2 separate regions of the Homo sapiens genome follow, and region 1 is linked to region 2. The links are chromatin contacts, found by Hi-C in ENCODE. All regions are on one chromosome and are shown on one strand. The core of a region is the stretch at or near the end of the contact, and the rest is flanking DNA. Distances in the headings are between cores, read along the strand shown. Region 1 has its middle 50 kb from the start of SLC39A12-AS1. Region 2 holds the start of SLC39A12-AS1 (SLC39A12 antisense RNA 1).

Region 1 (2,850 bases), core at 212-2,711, 50 kb before region 2:
TCAGTCACCCAGGCTAGAGTGCAGTGGCACCACCTCAGCTCACTGCAACCGCCGCCTCCCAGGTTCAAGCGATTCCCCTGCCTCAGCCTTCCGAGTACTTGGGATTACAGGCGCCAGCCTCCACGCCCAGCTAATTTTTGTATTTTTTGTAGAGGCGAGGTTTCACCATGTTAGTCAGGCTGATCTCACACTCCTGACCTCAGGTGATCCACCTGCCTCGGCTTCCCCAAGTGCTGGGATTACAGGCATGAGCCACCGTGCCCGGCCACAAGCATGGCTATCTATTGTTCCATTCACAGAATGGAATCGGACAGCCCCACTCCCCCTGTTCCTTCAACTTTACGTGTTGAAGAGTCCTAAATTATAGGGCAGAAGGAAGGGGCCCATGCTAGATGTCTGCAAATGAAGAGATGTGAGAGAAGAATGGGATTTTAGTCTTATTTAAACAGCGGCAGTTCAACCTGGCGGAGTGGGAGGATGCTGGAGCGAAGACGCTACCTCTTTCTTTGTTTTTCTACATTCAGAGGGCCTTAGTTTTTAAATTTTTAAAATTTCAATTTTTAATGTTTATGGATACATAGTTATACATATTTATGGGATGCTTATGACATTTTGATACAAGCATACAATGTGTAATAATCAATTTTAAGTCATTGGGTTATCCATCAGCTCAAGCATTTATCATTACTTTGTGTTAGGAATATTCAAAATGTACTTGTTATTTTGAAATAAACCAAAATTTTTATTGAGCTTTTGAACACTGTATTTTATTCTATCTAACTATATTTTTGTACCTATTATCCAACCCCTCTTTATCCCTCCTCCCCACTACTCTTACAGTCAGAAATTCTTTTTGCTTTTTTTTTTTTTGAGACGGAGTCTCGCTCTGTCTCCCAGGCTGGAGCGCAGTGGCATGATCTCAGCTCACTGCAACCTCTGCCTTCCCAGGTTCAAGCAATTCTTCTGCCTCAGCCTCCTGAGTAGCTGGGACTACAGGCACGCACCACCGTGCCTGGCAAATTTTTGTATTTTTAGTTGAGACGGGGTTTCACCATATTGGCCAAGCTGGTCTTGAACTGCTGACCTCCTGATCTGCCCGCCTCAGCCTCCCAAAGTGCTGGGATTACAGGCGTGAGCCACTGCGCCTGGCCCAGAAATTCTTAAATCCCTCCAGTCAGGAGTGGAAAAGAATTGGGTGGTTTTGAGTCAGCCCTGACCAGACAATGGCAGCCATGGGCCCAGGTTTAGCCTGAGAAAGGCCAAGTATGGGCCCCGCTACCCTCAGCGGGTTGACTTTTCTGTTTGCTTTTCCTCACAATAGATTCATTGCAATGGGAGACTCGAGCTGTCACCATAAAATACTAACACGAGGCAGGGCCTACTGCAGCGTTAACCTTATCTGAGAGGCATTATGCGATCAAGGGAGGCTTGGCAACCTTCCTGCGCTCTGCTCCGCAGAGCAGGCTGAAGTGCTGATTTTCGCTTCTCCAGCTCATTTTGACTCAGCTAAATGAAGGAATAGCAAACACAATGTCAGTGTGATGACTGAAAGGACACAAACCAGATACGGGCTCGCTAAGTTAAGTACATTCAAAGGAGAAATATTTATATTTTACATTTTAAATAGTTCCCGAGAGTTGCACAATATGTTTTCCATCTCACTTGTGTTTAAGAACTTATCGTACATGAAAAGCAAAGCAGCCCTCTCAAGCTGTGGATTCAAATGATAGTGATTTTCTTATCGTATAGATCAAAATAACAGACTCAGAACACGAACAGAGCTTTCTGTGCAAAGACACGGAACACAGATCACTCAGAAGACAAGGTAAACGATTGCGCTAATTTTGAGCCTACGTTCTGTCGTGAGGCCTGGCTCTTTGGATACAAGCTGCTGAAAGGTAACATATGTCCCCACACTTCTCCTGCATAATCATGAAATGCAAATACACATTTTCTGGAACGTGTTTCCTGAGACTCTGGGGGAATGATATCCAGATTTGGGCAAAGGGGGAATGAGGAACAATCTGGGACTCTCACAGAGGGAAGGAGAAAGGCAGGAACATTTTTAATAAAAAGCTTGACCTACACCATACAGTGTGAAGGGAAATGAGGTTGTTTTGAACGGCAAGCCTCTTGAGAGAGAATGGCCATTTTTCAAGGCCACTGCGTGACCAGGAAGAGGAAAGGGCCCTGTGTCGTTGGATTGCTCTCTGTAGAAACAAAGGACCACCCAAGCAAATGAAGGGAGAGAGAGAACTGGATGTTAGGGGATTGAAAGAAATTATTATCAGAGGAAAGGAGGGAAAGAGGTAACATGCAGAACAACGCAACAGTGAGTCACACCCCTCATTTCCATCACGGGGTGCATCCATGGAAAATACCAGTACAGTTCGCTATGACACTTAAGTGTAGGGGCTGCAGGAGTCAGCCTGCCGGGGTTGGGTCCCAACCTCACTACTTTCTAGCTGTGGGACTTGGCTGAGTTCCCTAATCTCTGTGATTAAGTAAACGTAATCTCTGTGATTAAGTAAATGGAGGAAATATGAGTATTGACCTTTTTTCGCTTTAAGAAACATATAGCACTTATTGTATGCCAGAAATGATTCTAAGTACTTAAAAGTATGTCACTTAACAAGGGGGATATATTCTGAGAAATCCATCAGTAGGCAATTTCGTGGTTGTGTGAACATCATAGCATGTGCTTACACAAACCTAGATGGTGCGGCCTACGACACACCTGGGCTAGATAGCACAGACTATTGCTCCAAAGCTACAACCTGCACAGCATGTGACTGTACTCAATTCTGTAGCAACTGTAACACAATGATAAGTATTCGTGTATCTAAACAT
Region 2 (2,783 bases), core at 217-2,716:
CTGTTTTAACCTTCCTTGTTATTCAAGAAAGCAAAGACCACAGCTCTCAACTTATATGGGATAGCCAACCCGGAGGCTATTCTCAAGGTTGTTTTAAAATCTTCAGCTTTAAAAATTTTATTTGCTGAATAATTCAAATACAGAATCTTATATGTCTATCACTTCCCAGTGGGATCTTCTCAAGGCAATTCATGAAGCAGTTTGCAGAAGATAAATTACATTTTTTTGAAAACTGTGAGTTATAAGATAAAGAGCACATCACTGTCACACGCAATTAGGAGAGACTAAGATGTTACCTGCTTTAAACTTGTATTTAACAATTCTCTTCTCCTTTTTTTCCTTAGGGGAAGTGATTCAGTTAGACAAATTCTTAGTCGTAAAGCTCAGCAAAGACAGATGTCAGCCAGCTTTAGTTCAGTTGAACAATGTGGGGGTTAGGATGCTGATCCCTGCACAGTTGAAAATTCATGTATAACTTTTGACTCTCCCAAAACTTAACGACTTATAGCCTACTGCTGGCCAGAAGCCTAACCAATAACACAATTAACACATATTTTATATGCTCTGTGTATTATATACAGTATTCTTACAATAAAGTAAGCTAGAGAAAAGAAAATGTTATTAAGAAAGTCATAAGGGGGATGAGTGCAGTGGCTCATGCCTGTAATCCCAGCATTTTGGGAAGCTGAGGCAGGTGGATCACTTGAGGCCAGGAGTTCCAGACCAGCCTGGCCAACATGGCGAAACCCCATCTCTACTAAAAGCATAAAAATAAGCGGGCATGGGGGCACATGTTTGCAATCCCAGCTACTCCAGAGGCTGAGGCAGGATAATTGCTTGAACCTGGGAGGCAGAGGCTGCAGTAAGTTGAGATCGCGCCACTGCACTCCAGCCTGAGCGACAGAGTGAGACTCTGTCTCAAAAAAAGAAAGGAAGGAAGGAAGGAAGGGAGGAAATACCTGGAGGGGGCGCCTGGGCTTTGTATTATTTTGTTTTGGGAAAGAAAAGAAAGAAGAAAAGAGAAACGAAATGAAAAGAAAATAAAATCATAAAGAGGAGAAATACATTTACTATTAGTTAAGTAGAAGTGGACAATCATATAGGTCTTCATCCTCATCTTCACATTGAAGGGACGGAGGAGGAGGAGGAACGGTTGGTCTTGCTGTCTCAGAGGTGGCAGAGGTGGAAGAAAATCTGAGTATAAGTGAACCCATGCAGTTCAAACCCATGTTGTTCTAGGGCCAACTGCATTTTTAAAATAACTGCTTTGGAAGATCTGTGTGTATGTGTGTGTATGATCTGAGAAATTAGTTAGAAGAAAAGAGGAACGAGGAGTAGAAAAATACCAGCATTTCTGATGGTCAGTTTCTTTTAATTATAGAGAGAATTCAGCGTTCACCAAAGTTGGCTTAATTACTCATTTTCTCAGTAGAAAATTTCTAAGTGTGGGGTTTGACTGATTTTTACAGAAAGAGAATAGAAGTCTTTCAAATTTGTGGGTAAGAATGATTCACCCTTCTTGCTTTTGTTAAGAAATAATTGTGAATGTTAAATTACATTAATTTTGCTGCCTGAATTGAGTTTTGAATGCTTGCTATTTCTTTCTCAGCCAAAGGATATTTAAAATGATGCCAATGGAACTCATTGATTTTAACTACAATATTTGTTGAAAACAAATACGTATATCAAGGTTACTTCATATGTCTTTTTCAAACAAAATCTCTTCCTGTGGGTGGATGTTTAACAGAAATTACACTTAGGTATTGCCAAACTTCAAAGAAAGGAAGACTTACTCATCTTTTGGATGGAGAAAGGATTCATTTACCAGACCTGACTTGGTGATTGCAGATCTTTGACTGAATTGCCTCGGAGTCTAGATTTCTCTGATAAAGAAAGACTCATTCAAACTCAGTAAATCACAAGAAAAAGAAAGAAAAATGGGGAGGAGGGAATGGGATCAATATTCTAAAAGTCTAGGATTCTAGTTTAGTTTAATTTTATAGTTATATGATGAAGAAGAGAGGAGAAGCCTGGCTAGAAAGGTGGATGTTTGTCACTCAATTAATGTTTTTTTGCTTTTACCCAATTCATGTTCTTGAAGCTGCTACATTTACTGACCTACAATAAGTGTAGAGAGGATGAACTATATTGATAATCCTGTTTATTGACCAGATTGAATACTCAGGTTTGATTTTTGCATTTTTGGATATGTTTTAAAGGTAGAAGATCTTAAATTCATATTCAAAATACCTTTTATCCTGCCTTTCACTTAAGGAAAATTATCTGGAAATTGAAAGTCCTCCAGGCAAAGGTCTGGCTGTGATATTACTTCTGGGCGACACTTCTCACAAGAGGGAAGATAAGTAAATTGCTCTGACTGCTTTTTATTCTTGAGGTTCCTGCTCCCCCCAATCCCCTGCCTGCAAAGTTATTAGATAAGTAAAATAAGGTTGAAGAAACATAAGGGATAGTCTTGGAGAGGAAATGAAGTTTTTAAAGAGCATCCAAAAAACGTGAGGGTGGGGGAAGAGATCTAGAACCCTATATGGTGAGGGAGGTTGATGGGGGAAGAGGGTTTGAAATTGGATATTTCCCCTATTCCAATTCATTTGCCTTGGATACACCTGGAGGGGGCACCTGGGCTATGTTTTATTTTGTTTTGGCATGAATTGGACAGGTACTTCCTTCTCCATTAGCTCCCTCCCTAAGTTACAGCTCCTCCATCAGCTTGGGTTCTATTAATGTACTAAATTCCTGGGCAGTTGTCCAGTTCCCCCCATTGT

What was found. A loop is a pair of places that touch in the nucleus more often than their neighbours do. Pooled maps may share reads with other maps.
Region 1: a loop to region 2 is called in a map with no recorded cell type, with 2.3 times the contacts of the local background. The contact joins the enhancer-like site here to the promoter of SLC39A12-AS1 in region 2. A Hi-C loop is called at or near these places in 2 of 168 maps with a recorded cell type or tissue (chondrocyte and heart right ventricle), 1 of 37 single-sample maps with no recorded cell type and 1 of 50 pooled maps.

Annotation. Positions count from the first base shown.
Region 1 is chr10:18,059,007-18,061,856 of GRCh38, reverse strand. No RefSeq gene overlaps it. Among named protein-coding and RNA genes, the nearest start is that of SLC39A12-AS1, 50 kb to the right of the region's middle. Within about 2 kb of position 1,461, at least 3 of the 41 ENCODE cell types and tissues checked have a DNase peak (open chromatin) inside an H3K27ac peak, as active enhancers do.
Region 2 is chr10:18,009,245-18,012,027 of GRCh38, reverse strand. SLC39A12-AS1 (SLC39A12 antisense RNA 1) reads left to right here and starts at 1,466. Exons shown (of 5, transcript NR_038419.1): 1 at 1,466-1,499; 2 at 2,275-2,363. All of the region lies in intron 12 of SLC39A12 (solute carrier family 39 member 12), which reads right to left.